Linked DNA regions of Homo sapiens: regions 1 and 3 are each linked to region 2. A link is a contact called in ENCODE Hi-C or POLR2A ChIA-PET data. All regions are on one chromosome and are shown on one strand. Each heading gives the region's core, a stretch centred on a gene start or an enhancer-like site at or near the end of the contact. The rest is flanking DNA. Distances are from core to core; before and after follow the strand shown.

Region 1 (4,249 bases), core at 116-2,615, 94 kb after region 2:
TTAAAGAAAATTAAAACTTCAGTGTCTTAGTCACATTAGCCACATTTTGAGAACTTCATAGCCCTGAGTGGCTAGTAGCTATCTAGTGCTTTAGACAGCACAAATATAGAATATTTCCATCATTGCAGAAAATTCTACGGAAGGGGCTTATGCAATGAACAGTAGGAGATTTTTATAGATTAGAATGTATGATGAAAGGATAAAAATGATCACACAGAAAGTTACTGTTATAGATAATGATCCAGGTAACATTATTCTTATGTATAAGGAAGTAAATTCAGAAACATTCTAAAATTGGCTTTGAAACCGTTTCTAGCCAGTTGATTAAAGTGGCTCCAGAAACAATTTGCTAGGAGGTAGTGTTAAGATAGTAAAAGGAGCACTGGACTAGGAGTGAGAAGACCTGACTTGTAGCCCAAAGTCTCCCTTCTGAATTAGCTGGGAGACCTTCTACAAATCACTTAGACTCATTCAGCCTTGACACATTATTCATAACACTCAAAACACATTAGGCATTACTCTACGATACTTGTTTATTTTCTCTGAGGTCCCTCCGAATTAAAAAAAATTTTAATTAAAAAAATTTTTTAAATTAGGTCTGTGTGTCAAATACAACTTTTTAAGTAAAAATGACCTTTGTTTTTTGTATATATTTAAAGGTATACAACCTGATGTTTTGATAAGCTTTCTTTCTCTTTTTTTAGAGACAGAGTCTTGCTCTGTTGCCCAGGCTGGAATGCAGTGCAGTGCCTGTCATAGCTCACTACAACCTCAAATTCCTGGGCTGAAGTGATCCTCCTACCTCAGCCTCCTCAGTAAACCTTTCTTTCTTAATTCCTTCTCCTAAGTCTATCTAAACTCACATATTCAGCCCTCTGAAAATTAAATTCACTTATTTCCCCAATATTTGCTTCAATGCCTCTCTTCTGTGCAGGAGTACTACCCTCTTTCTTGAGATAGGGGGCTGCCAACACTTGCACCCCAGACACTTGGCATCACCTTCTAGGAGCAAAGCTTTCCCTGCCTTTAAGACAATTGGGAAAGGTGATTCTTACTCTAGAAAACTGGGAGCATGCAAAATGAAAAGTAACTTGGAGCAGGATTTTTTTCTTTTTCATGTAGCTAGTCCCTCTCTACCAATGGAACAAAAGACTTTGTCAGATCGTATTCTTGCCACTTGAAGAATGTTTTTAAGAAAGTCTCTTTGTGCTATCTGCTACATCACACTCTCTCCTATTCAGCTCACCTTTGTTATTGGTCTTAGGACATCCAAAGGGCATGTTTTGTGTTTTAGATCATAGAAGCTTCCCTTTCTGACAGCTGCCGTGGCATGGGCGTCCAGGGGATGAGCCGACGGCTTTTTGTGGTGTTCTCACTCTTGATCCAGTTAGTCAGCCAGCCCTCTTGGGAGGAAGTGGAGCTGGCCTCCTCCTGATGATGATCGACTCTCAGTTGTTTGTAATTTTCTCAAAAAATAAATACTCTGAGGCTACAGTTTCTCAGGATTGGTCTTAACCCCAGAGTGTGTTTTGTTGTTGTTGTTTTTGGAAAGTTTCAAAAACATCTGTTTGGAAGAGATTATTTCAGTGGAGAACATGTGTGTCAGCAGTTAAATGTTTCAGACCCATTTTCTTTCTTTTTTTGTGTGTGTCCAAATAACCCTTTAAACTGTCAAGTACCTAGGCCTCAATGAGGTGTCAAATGATTTTGATATTTTTTTCTTGATTTCTCTGCTTTGTCTCAGAAAATGACTAAGGAAAATAAGAAGGATCTTAGATATATTTTGCATTGCCAAGAAAAATAATAGGCCTTACTGTTGCCTTCACCCAACTTTGAAATTGTACTTTGTTCATTTCACAATGGGACAACGTTACACTGCAATTAGGTTCTCCAGCTTAAGCGTTACTTGCCTTTTTTCCCGAAACATTAAAATAAAGTTCTCAGGTAACTGAAATCTCTAGAATTATCTTTCTAAACCAAACTCACTAGGTAACTTGGTTCAAAAAGTAACTCACTTTCCCCAGATACTAAATAAAATGCATCATTTTATGTATTTATAATTTTATTTATTTATTTATAATCATCATCCAGTGACCAAGCCCCCCAACCTTCCCCAAACATAGCCATATTTTTTGGTCATAGTTCTGCTTTTACATGAATGAGACCCCACGCATCCTGTTTTGGGGTCCTTAAAATGGTACTTCTTACAACTGTGTTGTGGGGCTTAATGGGTTAACTCCTTTCTCCCTCTCTGGATACCTGCACCTTCTCACTCCCTCTCACTCCCAATTCTTTTCTCCTTGTTGTTTTTGAAAGCAGGATGGTGGCTGGCAGCAGCAACAGGATCTGTTTCCATTTTGAACCTTATAAATTACCGAGGGTGCAGAAGTAACAGGAATTGTTTGGCTGGTCCTCGTTAAGCAGGAGAGGGTCTGGGCTGAATTTCCTCAGTAAAATATTTGTTGCTGTTACAACCCAACACCTCCGTAGCCACCGTGTGTTCAGATAAGAAACAACCCTTCCATTCCTCTTTGTCTGCTTGTCCTCTTTTGCCCTTCATTACTTTATGTTCATTTTCTGTCTCCCTACCTCCCTTCTTCCCTTTCTTCCTCCCTCCCTTCCTTCCCTTCTTGGGGCATGGAAGGAACATTTGCTTTCAATTTCCTTAAGGGCCTGGGGAAATTGGGGCATGACTTGAACAAGCTAGTTCCCTAAAATCCCATAACTGGGAACTCATGCAATGATCTATATAAATACCTTATCTCATTGGGGAAAAGCAAATTAGAGAATTAAAGCAAGTATCTGGAAAATTGAGAGGAAACCAAAAGCTTACTTTTTGGTGTAAACTTTCCCTCTAGAAATCACTGTTAAAATGTCCCACTGTTCTACATCAACTCTGTTTGCTAAACACCCACTGGTTTCAGAGCCCTGATAGGAAAAAAAAAAAAAAAAAGGGAAAAAGGCTACTATTGTGATTAAAAAGCACAGAGTTTGGGAATCAGCCTAAACTGGGTTTCAATCCAGGCCTACTGTTATGTGATCCTGGGCAACTTCACTTCTGGAACTCAATTTTCTCTCCTGTAAAATGGGGATATAGTCGTCACCTTGCAGGGTTGATGAGAAGGTTAAAGGAAATACATTGTGTAAGAGCTTAGCGAGTTCCTGGAGTAGTGGCAGGCACCCCCAGCTTTCCACCACCACAGCCCCTCCCAATTGTACTCACATCCTTTGCAGCTTTCATGAATTTTACTTTGCCAATAATATGACCCTTTGATTTACTGGATTGTTTGAAAAAGAGCAAAAGCTCTCTCTCTACACCAACGGGAAATTATCTTAACTTGCCAGGAAATAACTTTTGAAAAACTTCTTTAAAAATGTTCTTTCAAATCCCTTTTAGAAAACATCCCCTTGTCCTATCCCAGAGTAGTGCTGAAGTCTTGTGAGTCCTCTGATGTCAAAGTCATGAGGCAAAGGGAGAAAATACAAACCATCGGGAAAGAACTCTTGGAAAACATTCTGAGCATCCACAGAATGCTAGGGGCTGGGGTCCTCCATCTGGTTTGGAGGGGTGCTCATTGGGCAGTGTGGATATGGCCCTCCTCACTCCCTCTGCAGCCAGGCAGAAAGCCAAAGGACCACAGGTCTTGGGGAAGGGAAAGGTTTAGGTTAATCCGAAGCACTTCCCAACACAGCAACAGTCCCCTGTGTCAGGCAAGTCGGGTGTCTCCTGTTTCTTACGGCAGTCTCTGCAGGCAGCCTGAACTCTAGGACTGGCCAGCACAACACATCTCTCAGTTGAGAAGCTTAACTACTTCTGAGTTTTAAATGGTGACTGTAAATCTTCGAGAGAGTCTCTGGTTAGGTAGATTGATCTAGAAGAGTTAACATTTTGAATGTATGTCACACTCCTAGAAATATACTATTAATATTGCCACAGGTGAATGATCCACCGTGCAGATCACTGGAATGTTGCCTTCAACGTTATCCGAACTCATTTCAATGCCTCCCTGCCTAATAAGGCTGTTGATACCCCATCCTTATTTGTTAATGTTCTATAAACCCATCAGTGAAAAGCACAGAAGCAAAATCTTTGTTTTGGCTGTGACAGAAGTGTGTGTGTGTGTTAGAATATACACTTGCCCATGTGATTTTGATAAATCTTGTAAGGACCATAGCTTAAGAAAGGCATAAAAAATTGTGCCTTCTGGAACAGGAGATGCTACTGTTCTAGGCAGAGAGGGTGACTGAT
Region 2 (4,565 bases), core at 1,419-3,918:
TTGCCCCTCCCTGTAGGATTTACTGTTGGAAAACCTGCCCTCCTCCTCCACCAGCCTCCCACACCTTGCAAACAGTTAACTGAGCAATTACAGAATTTAATTAACTAGCAACTACAGACTCCGAATACCCAAGGGCCTGACTTGGGGAGCATACAAATGTTTACTTTTTGTTCTCTCTCCTCCAGCCTATTTTAAGATAAAGAAAGAGGCAGAGAAAGAGTGAATATAAAATCCCTAAATTAGAACAATGTTTACAATTTTTAGTACTTCTTATAAACTAGGCAGCAAGAAGCTATGTCATTGTTGAGCCAGTGACCCCAGAGCAAAAGTTCCTCCAGGGGTGGGGGAGAGGGAGGAACTTAAGCACCTCATCCTAAACTGAGGTAATTAAGAATACAGCTACTGGGGTCAGACTCTCTCTGGACCTGGACTCAAGCTCCAACTCTTCCTAGCTGCTGGGCTCAAACAAGTTACTGACCTCACTGTGCTTCTTTTCCTCATCGTAAATGAGGCTAACAACAGTACTGTCAGAGGCATTTGAACCAGAGAAACTCCATCTTGAAGAGGAGCTGGGTAAAATGAGGCTGAGACCTACTGGGCTGCATTCCCAGACAGTTAAGGCATTCCGTGTCACAGGATGAGATAGGAGGTCTGCACAAGATACAGGTCATAAAGATCTTGCTGATAAAACAGCTTGCAGTAAAGAAGCCTGCCAAAACCCACCAAAACCAAGATGGCGATGAGAGTGACCTCTGGTCGTCCTCACTGCTACGCTCCCACCAGAGCCATGACAGTTTACAAATGCCAAGGTGTAGTCAGGAAATTATGGGGAGGCATGAATAATCCACCCCTTGTTTAGCATATAATCAAGAAATAGCTATAAAAATGGGCAACCAGCAGCCTTCAGGTCTCCTCTGTCTATGGAGTAGCCATTCTTTTATTCCTTTACTTTCCTAATAAACTTGCTTTCACTTTACTGTATGTACTCGCCCCGAATTGTTTCTTCAGCGAGATCCAAGTACCCTCTTTTGGGGTCTGGATCAGGACCCCTTTCTGGTAACAGTACTACTGACTTTATAGGGTTGCCACAAAGACTGAATGAGCTAATATAGTTCACCAACTTTGAATAGTGCCTGGCAGAGTAAGTATGCAGCACATGTTAGTCATCCTTCCCATTCGGTCAATCAGTCCTAGTTTCGTATAGCCTTGCTCCTCCATCATGGCCATTCCCAAACTGGCCCATGTGCATGGACAATCATACAGCTGGGATTTGCTCCTCCCACCTCTGCATGCTCCTCGGACGAATTCTAGCCACTTTGGTGGCTCTGCGTAAATTCCAATCCTCACCGTGGAACAAACTCTGGAACCTCCTTAACTAACTGGCCTTCCCATGAGGGATGAACCTTTGGGACGCCATGCACTGTGCGTAGGAGGGATGTCTTTCCTGTGCCCTGGACACCCACAACCCATCATCCTCATGGCCTTCCTGAAACCAGAGCCTTCGTCTGGGAGTGCAGCCCATGACAAGCAACAGACATGACCAGCACAAACAGAGCCAAAAATCTTCAGACTGTTTCAGGGAAACTGCAGTGCTTGTCTGCCCTCTCTGCCTGTCTGTTGGGCTGAGAGTGAATGGAGGGTACTGTCCTCCCAACACAGAGGCAGGTATAGCACAGAATCCCAGGACCTTAAGTCCACAGAATTGAATCCCCTGTCCTCTGCACATGAGCCAATCTAGGCTAATGGCACTTCATAAAATGACTATTTTCTGTATTTCTTGTTAATTTCTTTGCCATATAAGTCAGCCTTGTCATACACTGTGGAGTCCAGCTAGACCTGGTTCTGTCACTTCCTCAGTGATGGACATTGGTCAAGTTTTTTAACCTCTCTGAACCTCCATTCATTAACCTATAAAATGGGGCTAACAAGCTTACAGCTTTAAAGATATATCTCATCTTCCTCAATAGACTTTAGCCATGGATGTTCACCTTTATGACTACTTATTCTGCCATTTTACTACAATTTGATTCCACTTCCTTTCATTCTATCCTTAGTGCAGTCAGAAAACAGCTGGTCACCATCATTCCTATATGTAACTACCTTCCAGAGACCTGGAAACAGTTAATAAATCATTCTTCAGCCTCTGAACTTTAGGCTAAATAATGTCAATTTCTTTAATCTTCATCCCAAGATCCTATCTGAAAATCTTGAGTAATTTTATCTTTGTCTTCTGGTCTCTCTAAAAATTAACACATCAGATTTCAGTGCCTCAACGTGAATATATTATTGTAACAAGGGCCTGGTAAAAATTTGGACTGTTTAATTCATCTAATTCATCCTCAGCTTGGGGTGCCCACTAGTATCCTCCCTATCTTTTATTTTTGCATATAAATGTTGGATCACTCAAACATGAAACAGAGAAGAAAGGCCAGTGTTTATTCCTTTAAGAAGGCAGTCGTGCAACTTGTTAAACTTTATCCCATTTGCTGGGGTAAGGGAGAAAAAAAAAGAGAGACAGGGAGCTACCAAAAGGGACTCTGAAGGAAATCATCAGAGTAAGGAGAAAAGCTCTTAAGAGATGTTTTTTGCCCTCTGAACTTTTCTTGCTCAATTCTGTTCTCCCATGGTGACAGTGCAGCTAATATAAGTCTGTGCTCCACTGGGCCCCTGCTGAGCCAGGCTGGGGTAGGACAGGAAATTACCACTCAGAAAATAAATGACCTGTCCCAGAGTCTTCTGTTAATGAGTCCAGGGCATAATAAATCAAGGTGACCCAGTCTCAAGAAACACAAGCCTGTTTAAAAACAAAAAAAAAAAAAAACCAAACCCCGAAGCCCCAGAGGTGAAGAGGAGGAGAAGGGAGAGAGGGGACCGCAGGGAGTCCTTATAAATCACACCCAAACGAAACTAGTGCAGATGTTTTCCAGTTTCAGGCCCACTCAAGAGGCAGAGAATAGACGCATGTGGAAGTGAATGGAAAGAGCTATCTGTTTTGAGGGAAGACAGGAGGCGGCCAGCTCAGTGGATGGGGCCCCTCCTCTCACTCAGTGTCTCAGGCATTTAGTGGCACCGTCTGCAAGCTCTTTTTTAATGTTCTTCAGGCTGTCACGGTCCACTCTGCTTTTTCACCTCTCTGGGGTCTCCCTGTAATCAGCATGGCAGGAGTGTCTGAAGAAGGGTGAATGCCTAAATCCTCTTGGTGGAGAGAACCAAGAGCCTCTTGTCAAACATGGGTCCCAGCTTTCTACAGTAGCAGGCCCCTGTAAAAAGAGAGGTGTGGGCAGGTAAATCATGGGAGGGTCTTCACTTATCAAGTATATTGGAAGCTCTCTGAGGGTGATATCTAACAAGACAATAGAAAACAAAAATGTCAGGCTGGAAATAAATATTCCATTACATGGTAGAGAAATAAGGGGCTGTAGATCTAGGGTGAGGTATAATATGAGACTCAGTTACTTGCAGAGGGCTTCACGGGGAACCAAAATATCCTAGTGAAATGGGTGTCACTGGCCGTGTTTTACAAATGAAGAAACTGAGGCAAAAAGACGGAATAACAATATAGGCATTTCTAATGCACTTTACAGTTTGTAAAGGGTTTTCACAAACATTATTTCATTTGGACACTGCCCGGATAGTAGGCTGTTCTTCTTTTGTTATAGATGAGGAAATCTGGGATAAGAAAGACTTTTAAAACTTACAGAGCGAGACTCCGTCTCAAAAACAAACAAACAAACAAACAAAAAACTTCTCCAGGTTACACAGCCAACATGTGCAGGAACTCGGGCCCACACCCAACTCTTAATTCTAAAACTGTTGTTTTTTTCTGTTCGACCACAGCTATTTAATATTTGCCAGGGTTCTATGATGGGCTATAGGCTGATAGAAAAGGATGCTGAAAAGGAGGATAAACTTTAGCAAAGGTCTATTATTGCCTAGTTTTTTGTTGTTGTGGTGGTGATTTGTTTGTTTGTTTGTTTGTTTTTTAGTCCTCTTTACCATGCTTTAATGTTTAATGTTTAGTAGCAGCTGGTAGGTAGATGAGTGGACAAGAGGAAACTGCAGCCAAAGATGTTTTTACCATTGTTCTATGATGTAAAAACCCATCATTCAGTTATTTCCTTCCTTCCTTATAAGCACGGCCTTCTCTGCTCATTCTCTTTTATTAGCCATCATTTTTAAAGAAGTAGCAACACAACACAGCTTTTTAAAAAATTATTTCCTATGCTGAATTCAACTCCATCATATACCACCACAAGTTAATATAACATATTATATTTTTCAAAATTCTTTCATGTCTGTTACCTTCTCTGAACCTCTTAATCAGGATTGTAATTTACCTTGAAGAAACTTAGACCAGGGTGACTTGCCCATGATCTCTCCACAAGTTAGAAAGTAGATCCGTCCTCCTTTCCTGGACTGCCTCCAAAACAACACAAGGAGGGAGACACGGTTTTCCATGTTGGTTTTCTTCATATTACCCTAGTTCTGCAGTAAGACAGATATCACCTTCTCCCACCAGGACTCTCCATGAACTATTTATGTCAGCTCTTCTTCCTTTTGAAATA
Region 3 (4,313 bases), core at 1,307-3,806, 100 kb before region 2:
GCATGGAATGTTCTTCCATTTGTTTGTATCCTCTTTTATTTCCTTGAGCAGCGGTTTGTAGTTCTCCTTGAAGAGGTCCTTCACATCCCATGTAAGTTGGATTCCTAGGTATTTTATTCTCTTTGAAGCAATTGTGAATGGGAGTTCACTCATGATTTGGCTCTCTGTTTGTCTGTTATTGGTGTATAAGAATGCTTGTGATTTTTGCACATTGATTTTGTATCCTGAGACTTTGCTGAAGTTGCTTATCAGCTTAAGGAGATTTTGGGCTGAGACAATGGGGTTTTCTAGATATACAATCATGTCATCTTCAAACAGGCATTACCATTCAGGACATAGGCATGGGCAAGGACTTCATGTCTAAAACACCAAAAGCAATGGCAACAAAAGCCAAAATTGACGAATGGGGTCTAATTAAACTAAAGAGCTTCTGCACAGCAAAAGAAACTACCATCAGAGTGAACAGGAAACCTACAAAATGGGAGAAAATTTTCGCAACCTACTCATCTGACAAAGGGCTAATATCCAGAATCTACAATGAACTCAAACAAATTTACAAGAAAAAAACAAACAACCCCATCAAAAAGTGGGCAAAGGATATGAACAGACACTTCTCAAAAGAAGACATTTATGCAGCCAAAAAAACACATGAAAAAATGCTCACCATCACTGGCCATCAAAGAAATGCAAATGAAAACCACAATGAGATACCATCTCACACCAGTTAGAATGGCAATCATTAAAAAGTCAGGAAACAACAGGTGCTGGAGAGGATGTGGAGAAATAGGAACACTTTTACACTGTTGGTGGGACTGTAAACTAGTTCAACCATTGTGGAAGTCAGTGTGGCGATTCCTCAGGGATCTAGAACTAGAAATACCATTTGACCCAGCCATCCCATTACTGGGTATATACCCAAAGGACTATAAATCATGCTGCTATAAAGACACGTGCACATGTATGTTTATTGTGGCACTATTCACAATAGCAAAGACTTGGAACCAACCCAAATGTCCAACAAGGATAGAATGGATTAAGAAAATGTGGCACATATACACCATGGAATACTATGCAGCCATAAAAAATGATGAGTTCATGTCCTTTGTAGGGACATGGATGAAATTGGAAATAATCATTCTCAGTAAACTATCGCAACAAGGACAAAAAACCAAGCACCACATGTTCTCACTCATAGGTGGGAATTGAACAATGAGAACACATGGACACAGGAAGGGGAACATCACACTCTGGGGACTGTTGTGGGGTGGGGGAAAGAGGGAGGGATAGCATTAGGAGATATACCTAATGCTAAATGACGAGTTAATGGGTGCAGCACACCAGCATGGCACATGTATACATATGTAACTAACCTGCACATTGTGCACATGTACCCTAAAACTTAAAGTATAATAATAATAAAATAAAAAAATAAAAAAAGAAGCCTCTCATTTGAATCAAAGACTCAGAAGGCATAAGACTAATACGTTTTATTTAAACTTCTGAAATGAATTTTGGTTTGGAATTAGATCTGAATATATAGGTCTAAACCCTAGTTTAGAGTCTTGAGTGTTTTAAGAATTAGAATTTTCCTGGGTCACATGCTGACTTTCACTTTCTGGAAATGTTTTAAAATGAGCGTACAAGAATTTTATAATGATCTCAAAATACACAAAATGATTGTTCACGAAAAGGAAGAGCAAGTGTGGAGAAATGAGAAACCAGTTCGCAGCAAACAGAAATAAAAAGGGGATGGAATTAAAACTTCTCTTGCTGAGAAATCAGATTCTCATAGAACAACCGTTCCAACTCCATTCATTTAGATGAACTCCGTTCATTTAGATAATAGCTTGAAGTGTAATTATTCCCCGTGGACCTTTGCGCTGACACTTCACAGCATTTGCCTCAGAGATCAGTCGTTATGGCTTGTTCAATACCCGTTTTCTCCACCAGAGGGCAGCAAGAGGCCGCACCAAGATTACTCTCTAAATGAGTCATTCTGGCTTCAGTGAGAAGCCACGTGGAGGAACCTACTACGTTGCAGCCCTCCTCTGCAAACCAAGATCCGCAACCTCAGACAGAATGGAGACAAATCGCCTTATCCCTGGCAGAAGATTTTCAGATAATCGGAGAAACGTCTCACAGGCAAATGCACATGATTTCAAGGCTTGCCCTCTGAAGAAGGAGTCAGTGGTGGTTTTGGACAGGAATGGCATCACTTAAATGTATTTTCAAGGAGCAGAGTCACCTGATGCTGAGAACGGCTAGACTAAAAAAAAAAAAAGAAAGAAAAAAAGTTGATAGGTACTCGAATGTGTTTTATCTGCGTTAAATACGAAATGCCCAAGAATGGGACTTGGAGAAAATGAAATCATTATTTCTACTCTTTGACAGCCTTGAGACAAAATTTCCAAGTCAAATTTATAAGGCCTCGGATTTGGTTGCTTGTTTTGCTTTCTTCTGTCTTGCCAGTTACCTCCTGAGAGTTGGGCAAAGATCAGTAAGATCCCTTTGCTGTGGCTGCCAGCAAGTCTGTGCCTGATTTGACGAGATTCTGAAAAGGTACCAGTGCCTCCTCCCTCCAAGGCCTCTCGTGGAACATAACACCCTAGAACTATGCCAAGAGACAGAGCCAAGCCACATTTCAGTGTCTGCTGCTGCACCAAGCTCTGAGCAGAGGCCATCTTTTCTGCTCAAGAAGTTGTTACTGAATTCTTTCAAGTGCTTGCTTTGGGGACAAAAATGATCAAGAAAGATAGTCTCTGTACAACCAACATTTCCAGGAAACCCATTATTTGTGCATTATCTGTATACTCACAAACACACATAAGCACATGCACACATGCCAAGACACAAAAAGTTTTCAGTTAAGAGAGTCATGTTCCTAAAAGCTTTATCTTTTACACCAGTATTTATTGCTGTCTATCTTCATAAGGTCTACTGTGGGAGATGCTGGCATAGAAAGAACTTTGCCTCAGGAATATACGAGAAAACATAATCAGGGCAGAAAGCAGAGGTATTCAAATAACAAGGTCCTAAAGTGTGTTGCAGCTGATACATGAACTCACATCTAACTCAGGTCAACTCTGGGATAAAAATGAGCATCGAACAGTCTCCTCCCACAAGTATGTAGGCACCATGAGAACAGCAATGTTTAGTTTCTTGTTCCATCCTAAGTGCCCGGAACATTTCTGATGCTCAATTAATGTTTGCCAAATAACAAAAACACTTAGGGAATGTACCATATCAGAGACAAACATACCGTCTCTCAGTAAGTCCCTCCAGCATTAACACAGATTGTGATTTCTTTAGGTTGACACTAGCTGAAGTAGTTGGCTTGGATTTAGGGGCCATGTTGTATGCATCGTTAACAACAATCATATCTAAAGGAGCAAGAAGCTCACCCAGGAGAAGTGTGTGGGCACAGATACTGGTGGAATGAATGGAAGACTCCCATCTAACGCTCTCTCAGGAGGGTTGCTGGATTTAGCAAATAAAAATACAAGGTATTCAGTTACATTTGAATTTCCGATAAATGAGTTTAGCATGGGACAAACTTATATTCAAAAATATTCATTATGTATCTGAAATTCAAAATGAACTTGGCCTCCTGTATTTTACCTGGCAAACCTACCATGGGGCATACACTTTCTGAGTGGAAAGGTGGGAGGATGGTCTGACTTTTTCAATTGTAACCTCTCTTTCTCTCTGGGCACATAGGTTGTATCCTTTTAACTTTAATGTATGAATGCCATTGTAGTATGATAATCACAGTGGATTCCATTTAATCCCATTAAGTGTGCCATCAGAAATCCCAGTATTTTGAAAATGTTCCCTGAGCTTAACGATTTGAGAACCACTAGTGTACAAACTTTAGTAAGCAGCCTTCTTTAATCTGAAGGAAGGGTGTGCCCTATAATCTTCTTCCTCCCCTTCACATTGGGAAATTATTTCTGGGCGGATACCTTTGTTCAAAAGGTTGAAAATAGGCTTAGATGGCACTGTATTTCCTAAGTAACTTCCTGCCAATTATCAACCTCTTCATTATAAAGTGGGTCTAATACCCCACTCAGGGGGTGACGCAGGGGTTCCTAATGGAAGAGTATGGGAAAAAAGGACTCAATTAAGTGATGATAATATGAACTCAACTTTTCCAACACAAATAAGGCTTAGAAAAAGTGATCCCCAGACTTCTGTTCAAAACATCTTGTATTAGTCCTGGACCACAGCCAGTCTTTCCTGAGAACCCACACCTAGCTGTGACTCTAAACAAGTGATGAGTTCCTAGTCACAGTCTTAAAGAGACCAGGTCCGCC

The links. A loop is a pair of places that touch in the nucleus more often than their neighbours do. ChIA-PET counts read pairs that join two places held with the same protein, here RNA polymerase II (POLR2A). Pooled maps may share reads with other maps.
Region 1: a loop to region 2 is called in a map of cardiac septum, with 2.6 times the contacts of the local background. The contact joins two enhancer-like sites. A Hi-C loop is called at or near these places in 1 of 168 maps with a recorded cell type or tissue (cardiac septum). POLR2A ChIA-PET finds 5 or more read pairs at or near these places in 4 of 52 experiments (AG04450, H1, HEK293 and 1 more).
Region 3: a map of sigmoid colon shows a loop between it and region 2 (3-fold over the local background). The contact joins two enhancer-like sites. A Hi-C loop is called at or near these places in 3 of 168 maps with a recorded cell type or tissue (cardiac septum, endothelial cell of hepatic sinusoid and sigmoid colon), 3 of 37 single-sample maps with no recorded cell type and 3 of 50 pooled maps.

The regions. Positions count from the first base shown.
Region 1 is chr3:113,244,565-113,248,813 of GRCh38, forward strand. All of the region lies in intron 2 of BOC (BOC cell adhesion associated, oncogene regulated), which reads left to right. Among named protein-coding and RNA genes, the nearest start is that of BOC, 35 kb to the left of the region's middle. Within about 2 kb of position 1,366, at least 10 of the 41 ENCODE cell types and tissues checked have a DNase peak (open chromatin) inside an H3K27ac peak, as active enhancers do.
Region 2 is chr3:113,148,935-113,153,499 of GRCh38, forward strand. All of the region lies in intron 1 of NEPRO-AS1 (NEPRO antisense RNA 1), which reads left to right. It overlaps LINC02044 (long intergenic non-protein coding RNA 2044), which reads right to left. Exons shown (of 4, transcript NR_110823.1): 3 at 4,338-4,554. Among named protein-coding and RNA genes, the nearest start is that of LINC02044, 17 kb to the right of the region's middle. Within about 2 kb of position 2,669, at least 10 of the 41 ENCODE cell types and tissues checked have a DNase peak (open chromatin) inside an H3K27ac peak, as active enhancers do.
Region 3 is chr3:113,049,440-113,053,752 of GRCh38, forward strand. The region is part of intron 1 of NEPRO-AS1 (NEPRO antisense RNA 1); the gene reads left to right. LOLI1 (lncRNA oncogene in liver cancer 1) reads right to left here. Exons shown (of 3, transcript NR_189285.1): 3 at 1,474-2,266. Among named protein-coding and RNA genes, the nearest start is that of RMP64, 32 kb to the left of the region's middle. RefSeq lists an enhancer at 2,085-2,264. Within about 2 kb of position 2,557, at least 5 of the 41 ENCODE cell types and tissues checked have a DNase peak (open chromatin) inside an H3K27ac peak, as active enhancers do.